Linked DNA regions of Mus musculus: regions 2, 3 and 4 are each linked to region 1. Evidence: chromatin loops called from intact Hi-C (ENCODE). Cell type or tissue: heart. All regions are shown on one strand. Region 1 holds the start of Tmem150c (transmembrane protein 150C). Region 2 has its middle 2.9 kb from the start of Tmem150cos. Region 3 has its middle 24 kb from the start of Gm36304. Region 4 overlaps Tmem150c (transmembrane protein 150C).

Region 1 (2,500 bases):
CTAGCTAGAGGACTCTTCCAGTCAACTTAAAAAGAAGTGAGCGAGCGACAGAAGTAGATCGGGTTGAGCACCCCTGGAACCTCAGCGCCTGGGAGGCTGAAGCGGGAGAAACTCTCGGGGATTCTCTACCTACTCTCCCACGGTCAGCTTACTCTTTTCCTCTCCTTTCTTGGTCAGGTAGTCATAAAAATGTACGAATTGGCGTTTTAATAACGCCTCCCACCCCAGGCCCCAAACTCCCAATAATGTTGTGTTCATAACTCTTAGCAGCAGCAGCAGCAGCAAGGATCAGTGGTACCCCACCCCCACCCCATGCATACCAGATTAACTCATGGTTCCAATGCAGTCTTAATAGCCAGCCTGGGCATCCCATAAGGGGACAAGAAGTAGGAGTATAATCCTCAGACTGGGGCTCAGGCTGGGCCTCAAGCAATTTTTAACCTCACAGGCCACCTGGAGAGTCTGAAAAAAACAAAGTTAACTCTCTTCAGAAAACGCCCCTCACCACTCAGCACGTGCTTTCAGGGGGTTCTATACTAGAATTAACTTTTGAATTAACTTAATTGAATAAATCAAAGTCCCATTCCTTAATATATGGTAAACAGAAAGCCGTAAGACCTCAAGAATCGAACGGTCTAGTAGTCAAAACAGAACAGTGGCCAGAAATCAACACATGCGTAGATAATGACAAGCGCCATGGAGAAGAGAGCATTCTAGAAGCCAGTGGCAGAGATTTTGTATAGGTTGAGTTGAGGAGGGAGCTTAGAAACTTAGAAACTTGTGCTTTGAGAGGCAATGGTTTTAAGTAGATGGGTGTGGTGGATTGATCCAGGCGACCCTACCAGGCATAGCAGGCCAGTCAAGTAAGTTAATGAAGAATTTAAGATTAACATGACTCTGGGCTGTGCTGCTTAGGGGTCAGTGCAGTGACAAAAGTTGGGGTCTGGGGTGGGGCTGCTACTAAAATGCTGAGTAGTGTCTTATGAACATACACACACACACACACACACACAGGGGAAATGAGCAAGTTTGGCTGTAGGGGAGCGGCCTTGAAGTCCTCCGTCCATTATCAGGGTCAGAAGTTAGCCCTGTGTCTGCTCAGTAAGATGAAAGAAAACCACGGGAGGGCAGCGGGTGGTGGAGAACTACGCTGGGCTCGTGGGCCTGAAAGTGAATTTTAGCTGCTGTATGCAAAGTCCTTGGTGTGTGGACAGAAGGGAGCCGGTAAGAAGGTTACAACAGGTCAGGAATAAATAACCAGCAGGCGGAGGATCCCGGATCCCGTCCTGCCTTTTGTTGGGTGAGGAGCGCCAGGCAAGCGCGTCCACCTTGGCTTAGGAAGGAGGCGATTGGACCGTCCGCCCGCAGCCGCAGCCCCGGGTGACGGTGAGGGAACCGGGGACGGGGGGGGGGAGGGGGGGAGGTACAAGACGGGACCTCAGAGCTCTGCTGTCCACCCGAAGCCCCGCGACGGGGACCCCGGAGTAAGTCGGGGACGGGCCGCGTTGCGGCGGGAGGGGGCGGGCGGGCAGATCCCACCCCTTCCTGAAGGAAGCGCCCTCCCCACCGCGACTGCCACCGCCGCCGCTGCCGCCGCAGGTCACGGCCCGCGAGCCGCCGCCGCCCGGAGCAGGTAGGCGCGGCGCCCTCATCCGCCCCTGGCCCCTGATGCCCTGCTCGTCCTGCTCCCGACCCAGCGAGGACCCCACCCGGGCGGCCGCGGTGCCTCCCCAGCCCCCGGGCGCGTACTCCCGAGCCCGAGGCGGGCGGTGCAGCTCCGCGGCGCGCCCGTCCCGCTCGCCGCCGCCGCAGTGTCGCCTGCGGCCCCCCGCCCCGCCCAGTGACAGGTGTCCCACCACCGCGGGTGGGGTCCGGGGAGGAGCGGCGGAGCCCAGCCTGCCGGCCCCGGCGCTAACTTGCGGTGCCCTGAGCGCAGCCCCGCGGCCGCCCTACTGGGCGCGCGTTCCTGGGAAGAATCCAGGATTTCGGGCTTAACCAGGGGGAGTGCGGGGGTGGGGTACGGGTCGCGGTGCACGAGGCGCTATGGTTATCCACGGTCATAATAATTTTCAAAAGTCGACATTCTTGGGTTATGGAGAGAGCCTTCGCTGAGTGGTTTTCCCCCTCCTTAAATGAATCAAAGAGGGAATAAGGGGTTTCCCAGTTGAAATTCATGTTCCTTCCTCCCCACCCGCCCTCCATTCATCCCTCTCTGTCCACCCCTGACCCCCATGGCACTTTATTATACCCTAAGCACTTTGCTGGTCTTTTGGTCGCGGTTTTTCCGACCAGATCTTTCAGGGCTGAGCCAGGGTGGTGATTGCCAACGTGAGAACAGAGCCCAGGTGAATGGAAGCCAGCCAACCCCCCTGGGCGATCCCAGGCTGACCTCCGACATACATGGTCCTGATAGGGAACCGAAATGCACGGATGCATTTAAAAGGCAAGACAGAATAAAGCACTTCTTAGATCTATTACAGTAACACCGCCGAAAGGGCGA
Region 2 (2,500 bases), 85 kb after region 1:
GTCACTGTCTATGTCTTGAGACACACCAGAAGAGGGCATCAGATCCCCAAATGGTTGTGAGCTACCATGTGGTTGAGTCACCATGTGGTTGCTGGGAATTTAACTCAGGACCTCTAGAAGAGCAGTCAGTGGTCTTAACCGCTGAGCCATCTCTCCAGCCCGAGGGAAGGGGTCTCGATAAAGGCCTCCCAGTTAGCGCTAAGTGCTCCAAACTCACTCTCTGCACACTGTCCAGTTGTGGGTCTCTGCTAATTACCATCTACTCAGAGCAGCAGCTTCTTTGATGAGGGCTTAGTCTGTGAGCTATGGTATAGAAATGTGTCATTAAGAACCACTGTACTGCAGTGGGGTCTCCCCTAGGCTCATGACATTTAGGCCCAGTTCTTGGCCATCTTACGCAGTATTTTGTACAGGTTCCATGTCATGTCATCTGGGTTACCAAAGATCCAAAGTGATAAGTACCATATTTCCCCTTACATATGGACGTCATCTTTTAAGTTTTAGATATGTGTGATTCAATCCAAAAACCACAGTGGTTAGGTAGCTGGTCAGGGACGGGGGTTGGGAGGCTGGGCATAGGAATGGGATCTTCCAACCCTTTTTATTTTTAAACGATCTCACACAAATACAGATGGAGCTCAGTGTGACCCCTTAGAGCTGAAATTCACAGCACTCATAGGAAGCCATAGCTGGGGCATCTTCATACAGAATGAGCAGCCCTGGCTGTCAGGGAACAAAGTCCCACACATACTGAGTTTCCTGTTGTCCAACTGAGCCTCTCGAAGGAGAAAAGGCCAGAAGTATTTAATGGTCATCCCAGCATTAGAGAGGCAGAGGCAGGAGGGCTGGGTTCCACTCTAGAATGAGCTACATAGTAAGACCCCTATCTCAAACAAGGAGAGAAGGAAGATTAAAGTATTGCCATATATCAACCCTTCCGAGTTATCCAGTCCAGATCTCCATCCTGCTTGGTCCACTCTTTACTAATTAACGACATCTCCACTGTAAGGCATCTCAGTTTTAACCCTTTATCTCAAGCCCTTAAACCCACCCTTGAACAGTTGTCCTGTGTAAGTTAAAGATGTGCGTCTTCCAATCGTTACAGGGGTCTCTTTCCCCTTACTCCTGTATCTGTTCTCACAGCCAATATTTGTGGGGAAACCCAAACAAAGTGACCTTTGAAGCTGAGTGCAAGCCAGGCATGACAGCGCACACCTTCAATCCCAGCCCTCAGGAGGCAGAGGCAGGCAGACCTGAGATTCCAAGGTCATAGTGAGGTCCAGGGTGACCACGACTACTTGCTGAGGCCACTTCTAGAAGGAAGAGGAGGAAGAGGAGGAGGGGGGAGGAGGAAGGAAAGAGGAAGGAGGAGGAGAAAGAAGAAGGAGGGAGGAGGAAAGAAAAGGAAGAAGAGGAGGAAGAAGAAGAAGAAAGAAAGGGGGAGGGGAAGGGGGAAGCAGGGAGGAGGGAAGGCGAAATTTAAGGCCAGCCTGGGCTACATGAAACCCTCCAGGTCTTTAAGGATGACTGTGAATCTCTACTGCCACCATCTGGCCCTATCTGCTAACCATCTCTCCTGATGTCTCCTAACAACAAACCTGGTCGGCTTCCATTATGGGTTCCCTTCAACCTGCTCCTGACACGACAAAGCTTAAAGGCTCTTAAAGGCTACACTTGTTCATTTTCTTTCCTGTGCTGACGAAACTCCAGGGCTTTCCCATGTCCTCAGACTGAAATCCCAGCTCACTACAATGTCCCATAGGTCCCAGCCCTCTAAACCTTTCCTTATTGCTGAGACTCCAGGGGTAATCTACCTTCAGATATGAAAATCTCACCCTCTTCACCGAGTTGGGTGTGGTCTCTCCACTCTTCAAATCAGCCTCCAGAGTCTACATCGACACTAGTTCTTAGGATTTGTTATGGACTAAGTCTTTGTAAAACATGATCTCGGGCCAGAGAGATCTTACTTACTGATAACCTGGACAACCGGAGTTCAATCCCCAGGACCCAGGTGGTAAGGAAGCCAATCTACAAGGTTGCTCTCTGACCTCCACATGTATGTCATGACACATGCACAGAGACATTAATAAGGTACATACATGCTTGTAACTGACTAAGATTACAGTGCACAGCAGCTGGGGAGTCGGCTCAGTGGTTAAAGCACTGGATGCCCTTTCAGAGGACCAGGGTTCAATTCCCAGCAATGACATGGCGGCTCACAACATCTGTAACACCACTTCCAGGGGGTCTGATATACTCTCATCTACCTTCTACCTCTGCTAGGACCAGGCTCATAACAGTGTACAGATATATGCAAGCAGGCTAAGAATGGCTTTATTTGGAGATGTGACCATGTTGGAGTGTGTCACTGTGGGCTTTAAAGCTCTTGTCCTAGCTACCTAGAAGCTAGTCATCTCCTAGCAGCCTTCAGACAGAGATGTAGAACTCTCAGTTCCTCCTGCACCATCCTGCCTGGACACTGCCATCTTGGTGATCACCC
Region 3 (2,500 bases), 82 kb before region 1:
ACCTTCATGCCATCCGACCATTTGCTGTTCTGTTGCTTTGAGGGTCTGGATGCATAGTTCTCAGCCCCTGAAGCTAAAGTTGGCTTCAGTCTGTCGAGTTGCCCCCAGGCTCCATCTTAAGCTCTCTCCGGAATGCTTGGCCCTTACTGGCACTAATGCAACGTAGGCAAAGATCACTTATTGCTGCTGACATTTGTGGTGACCTCATCAGGATTCTCTTTCCATTTTGCCTCTCTCCACCTCAATTATTATTTACTCTTTGTCTTAGATTTTCTTTCTCCATTGTGCCACAGGCTCCTTTCAACATTTAGCATTGTGCCCTGTTTTGCAAATTTGAAAGATTATCTCTACTTTTGTTTCCATCCTAAGTATATGCCTCTTTTTTTTTTTAGCAGTGCTTTTATACAGTTCAAACTGACAATATGCTGATATTCATAAAATATTTCAGACTGAATACAAACTCTGGGGCCACACTCCTGCGTAGTCAGTGGTCCATGGCTGCTAGTTCCATCTGCTACAGTGGGCAGTGTGGACATTCCAAACTCTGTTTTGTTCATACCTGTGGCCATTTCAATGAAAAAGCTTTAAACAAAAGCATTTCTATACTAAGAGGTACAGGGGACACAAAGGGAGAAAGGTAGCAGACCTTGTGGGTCTTGTACTATGACTGGTAAATAAAGACATATGCGTGAGGAACAGCCAGAGACTCCACCACCACCAGTCTGCACATGAAAGTGTTGCTGAAAATCTTGGAGAGACCCACATTGGGCACCAGATGATAAGAAGGAAATTGGAGTTCTCCCTTTGGGTCTTTAGTCTCCTTAATAAGTAAATTTTAAAACAGACTCTCAAGGGCCAGACTTTGAGAGAAAAGTACCAGGGTGTGCAAACTATGAATGTCAGCAGCTGCTGGAAGGAGGGAGACAGAGGAGAGAAAGACATAACTTTTGATGCAGGCTTACATGTTCAGCAATGGATGCCAGCAAGCAACACCACGACTTAGCAGCAGGCAGGCTTACCAGAGCTGCATGGTGGTAGCTGTATGGGTGAGAGAACAGAGGACAGGGTTCCTGGGAAGGGAAAGTACATTACCTCATTAAGGTAATAATTACTCGTCCCATCTCTTTAATGTGGCTTTAGGTGAGTAAGCCTCTTTAAAAGGTTGCCTTTTGTCCACACGATCAACAGACCCATCTAGATGAACTCTTAATGGAAGATACAGCAATATATAATGTTCTACTCTTTGGAGCAGTTCATGATGTCATATCTTCACCCAGGACCAAAGGCAGATTCCATTAGGGAAGGTCCATCCTGGAAGTTCTTTAAGGCTCCTGTAACATTGATCTATTAATTGGGGAGACCCTAATGTCACTTAGGAGTGGGCTAAAATTGGGGAACAAATATAATCCGTTTCATGAAAATTCAGAGATCCAGCCCCAAAGCTGACCACCAGGGGGAGTTCATGTCTGGACTGGAGTCTCAATGACACAGATACAACGTCTAGACCAGTGGTTCTCAACCTGTGGGTCTCACCCTGCATCTCAGATATTTATAGCATGATTCATAACAATGAATTAATTTTGTGGTTGGGGGTCACCACGACACGAGGAACTGTATTAAAGGGTCGAAGCACTGGTAAGGTTGAGAGCTAGTGTTCTAGGTGGAAACGCTCATTTAGGAGAGAAGAGAGAACAAGGAACCAAGTACCAGAGCTCTACTCTGGCCTCCAGCAAGGACTTTCCTAGGTCCGCTGCTCTCTGAAACCTTGCCTTAAGCTGCCGAAGCAGTTTTTTTTTTTTTTTATCTCCTGTTCTCATCAAAAGTGACACTCTAAGATGATTTCATCAGAAGCCTCCCCACTGGCAAGGACCAAGGCGGATGGAAGTCCTTGCAGAAGTTTTATGGGAATGACGTTCCTTCTCCTGTCTATGCTTCTCTTCAGGAGCCAAGTCTACCCTTCTGTCAACTCTTTTTGTATGTGTGCATGTGAGGGGCTGGGGAGTGAGGCCAGATCGTACTGGACAAGTGTCTATCACTGAGCTACACACCCAACCCCATCAATAACACCTGCTTCTTTAAGTGTTTAAATTCCTTTAGTGTGGGCTTAGATGGTCCTTACTTGGTCTGTTTCCAAACAGCATAAAATCGTTGTTGTTAATCGTTGTTAACAGGGATTAGTTGTTGTCCTTGTTAACAGGGATTACTGATTTTTTTTTTTTTTTTTTTTTTTACATTCACTGAACAGATACCCAGACACCTGGCCTTAGGGAGCTTTGGTTGACCACAGGAACCAGCGAGTGCCTGAGAGCTGTAACCTGCAGAGGCTGTCATCTGGGTGGTCACCTGGCAGGGGGCTCCTAGTAGATGCCCATTGTCTGGATAGCTGATGTAATTCAGCCTTGAGTATGAAAATTCACCCTCCTCACTTGCTTGTCTTAAAGATGCATTTCACAGGTTCATAAATTTGAAAAGTTAAAGAGTGTGGGCAAGCTCCCTTCTT
Region 4 (2,500 bases), 77 kb after region 1:
TTTCCCTCCCTCTCTGTGGATTTTAACCATTTGAGAATCAACACAAAGAGGCTGGAGAGACCAGGAAGCCCAACCGTTCTAGTCTCTGCAGCCCCACGCCTGAAGACCTTTCCCCATCCCTCCCTGTAGTTGCTCACAGCCTGTGTGTCTCCCACCGCTGTCTCCTAGCTCACAAACGATGAAGAAATCCACAACGTGGGGACATCCCTGACCTTCGGGTTTGGCACTCTGACCTGCTGGATCCAGGCCGCACTGACACTCAAAGTCAATATCAAGAACGAGGGGCGGAGAGCTGGGATCCCGAGAGTCATCTTGTCAGCTGTCATTACCCTCTGCGTAGTCCTGTGTATCCTTTGAGGGCTCTTTGTCAGGGACAGCAGAGCACAGGTAAAGACCATTGCCCTTCCCCCTGTGTAGAAAAGCTGTCAGGTCAAAAAGCGTCAAAATGAACCTGTGCCTTTGTGCTCTACCTTTACAAAGGTCTAGCCAGGGGCTACAGAGATGGCCGGGTGGTCAAGAGCACTTGCTGCTCTTGCAGAGGACTGGGGTTTGGTTCCCACCCCCCACATGGTGGCTCACAACTGCCTGTAATTCCAGAGAGGGTATGCTGTACCCCCATCTGGATTCCTCAGATACTGGGCACACTATGGGTGCATATACATACATGCAGACAGTAGTCACACACACACACAAATAAGTCTTTACATAAATAAATAAAAATTAATAGTCAGGTCTGGTGGAGCATAGATGAAATTCCCAGAACCTTCGAGATGAAGGCTAGAGAACTGGGAGATTAAGATCAGCCTTGCCTACATAGTGAGTTCAAGGCCACACTGGACCACATCAGACCCTGTCTCAAAAATAAAAGTAAATAAAAAAAAAATATATATATATATACATATATATATATATATCTCAGACCAGATTTTTTTTTTATACCAAGCCAAAGAGAGACGGGTAACTTAAACCAAAGCAGGTTCTGCTCTCTGAAGATCCTTTCAGCCTACAGGAAAGGTGTCAGGCATTCTGCCGCCAGCCAGAGATTCCATTCATGAAAACCACAGTACAGAAATCCAAAAGTGTTGTGATATTTTTTCCATCTTAAAAAAATGTATCCATGACTTTAAGTCTTACTCTGGGTAGGTTATTGGTTATCCTTAAAACGAATCGCAGGGGACAAATGCTTATATCTCTCAGGATTATACGTTTTTCTGGAAAACAAGTTCAGGAACTGGGTAGCCTAGGGGTGTGGTTTTCCTGGATAAAGATTTGAGCCTTTGGGGTGCTATGCTTTTTCTCCCCTTAGACTTTGAACCAAGGGAGGAGAGACAAAGAGGAGCTGGGCAAAAACCAGCCTTGATTCCTAGTGAACAGGGGGGGGGGGGGATCAGCTCAGACCCCATCTGCACCCTGTCATCAACAAGCAGAGGGAGGGAAAGGCAGAGTGTACCTCATTCCCTCAAACCCCAGACAAGCCCCCAGAGAGCAGGGCAAGCCAGCGCATAGCCCTGGCTCAATAGAAGTCACCAGTCCCTGTCTGTGTTGGTCACTCTTCTGTTGGTCTGTGTTGGTCTGTTGCTGTGATAAAAATACCCTGACCAAAAGCAACTTAGAAGATGAAAGGTTTGTTGAAGCTTACAGATCTACGGGGTTCAGGTCCATCATGACAGGAAAGCTTAGTGGTCAGAGCAGGAAGCTGGCTGTTCATTTTTTTCACCCATACACAGGAAGCAGGATGAGGAAGTGGGGCAAAGCTCTAAAGTTTCAAAGCCTGCATCCGGAACATACTTCCCTCAGCAAGGCTCTGTCTTCTAACAGTTCTGTAATTTTCACAAACAGAACCCCCCAGCTGGGGATGAAGTTTTCAAATACACGAGTCTGCGGTTGGCATCTATCATTCAAACCCCAACCCCACCCCACCCATTACTTACACTGAGCACAGAGCAGATGAAAAGAAATCAGCTTTTATTCCTAGTAAAGGGGGTTCGAATGGCTCGGGCCTTGTCTACACCCTGTAGTAACCAACAGCTACTCAGGCAGGTTCTCCTCAGAAGAGGGAGTCACAATTCCTAAATGGTCACCCACAGCTAACACTTACACACCCCAGTCAGCAATACCCAGTGCTTGCTGAGCGCTTACCCCGTCTAGGCATCGTTCTAAGCTCGTGAAATGTATTGATTCTTTCAATCAGAGGTTGAGCTTCACAGGTAGGCTAATTTGTCCAGGATCCCACAGATTGTAGCTACCTGATGCCACATGGTCAAAGAAATCAAAGCTGCCATGTCCCCAACGAGTTAACCCAGCCCTGGTGACATTTTCTACCCTCAGTCAGAAGAATGTGCAGACTGTCTGTGACTCTGGGGCTGACAGTTAATGGTTCCGATTTGGTTGCATCTGAACACTTGGAAGCGCTGCTGCCTAAGTTAGGGTTTCTATTACTGCGACAAAAACACCATGACCAGAAAGCAAGTTGGGGAGGGAAGGGTTTATTTGGCTTACA

What was found. Hi-C counts contacts between places; a loop is a spot of excess contacts. Peaks named below come from ENCODE experiments on the same cell type or tissue, not always from the same donor. Only the 100,000 strongest peaks of a DNase experiment are listed, where the experiment ranks them.
Region 2: it touches region 1 in a loop (2.9-fold over the local background); 15 of 42 quality-filtered maps call a loop at or near these places.
Region 3: a loop joins it to region 1, with 4 times the contacts of the local background. A loop is called at or near these places in 13 of 42 quality-filtered maps.
Region 4: it touches region 1 in a loop (2.8-fold over the local background); 16 of 42 quality-filtered maps call a loop at or near these places.

Annotation. Positions count from the first base shown.
Region 1 is chr5:100,158,352-100,160,851 of GRCm38, reverse strand. Tmem150c (transmembrane protein 150C) reads left to right here and starts at 1,571. Exons shown (of 8, transcript NM_001382851.1): 1 at 1,571-1,633. In heart, no CTCF peak of the experiment used is centred here; DNase peaks (open chromatin) are centred at 1,491 and 1,631; H3K4me3 peaks cover 1,452 bases; H3K27ac peaks cover 1,150 bases; H3K27me3 peaks cover 1,362 bases.
Region 2 is chr5:100,073,796-100,076,295 of GRCm38, reverse strand. No RefSeq gene overlaps it. Among named protein-coding and RNA genes, the nearest start is that of Tmem150cos, 2.9 kb to the left of the region's middle. In heart, a CTCF peak has its summit at 1,561 (motif pointing left); no DNase peak of the experiment used is centred here.
Region 3 is chr5:100,240,047-100,242,546 of GRCm38, reverse strand. It overlaps the pseudogene Gm8091. Among named protein-coding and RNA genes, the nearest start is that of Gm36304, 24 kb to the right of the region's middle. In heart, a CTCF peak has its summit at 1,449 (motif pointing right); no DNase peak of the experiment used is centred here.
Region 4 is chr5:100,081,420-100,083,919 of GRCm38, reverse strand. Tmem150c (transmembrane protein 150C) reads left to right here. Exons shown (of 8, transcript NM_001382851.1): 7 at 169-346. All of the region lies in intron 1 of Tmem150cos (transmembrane protein 150C, opposite strand), which reads right to left. Among named protein-coding and RNA genes, the nearest start is that of Tmem150cos, 4.7 kb to the right of the region's middle. In heart, no CTCF peak of the experiment used is centred here; no DNase peak of the experiment used is centred here.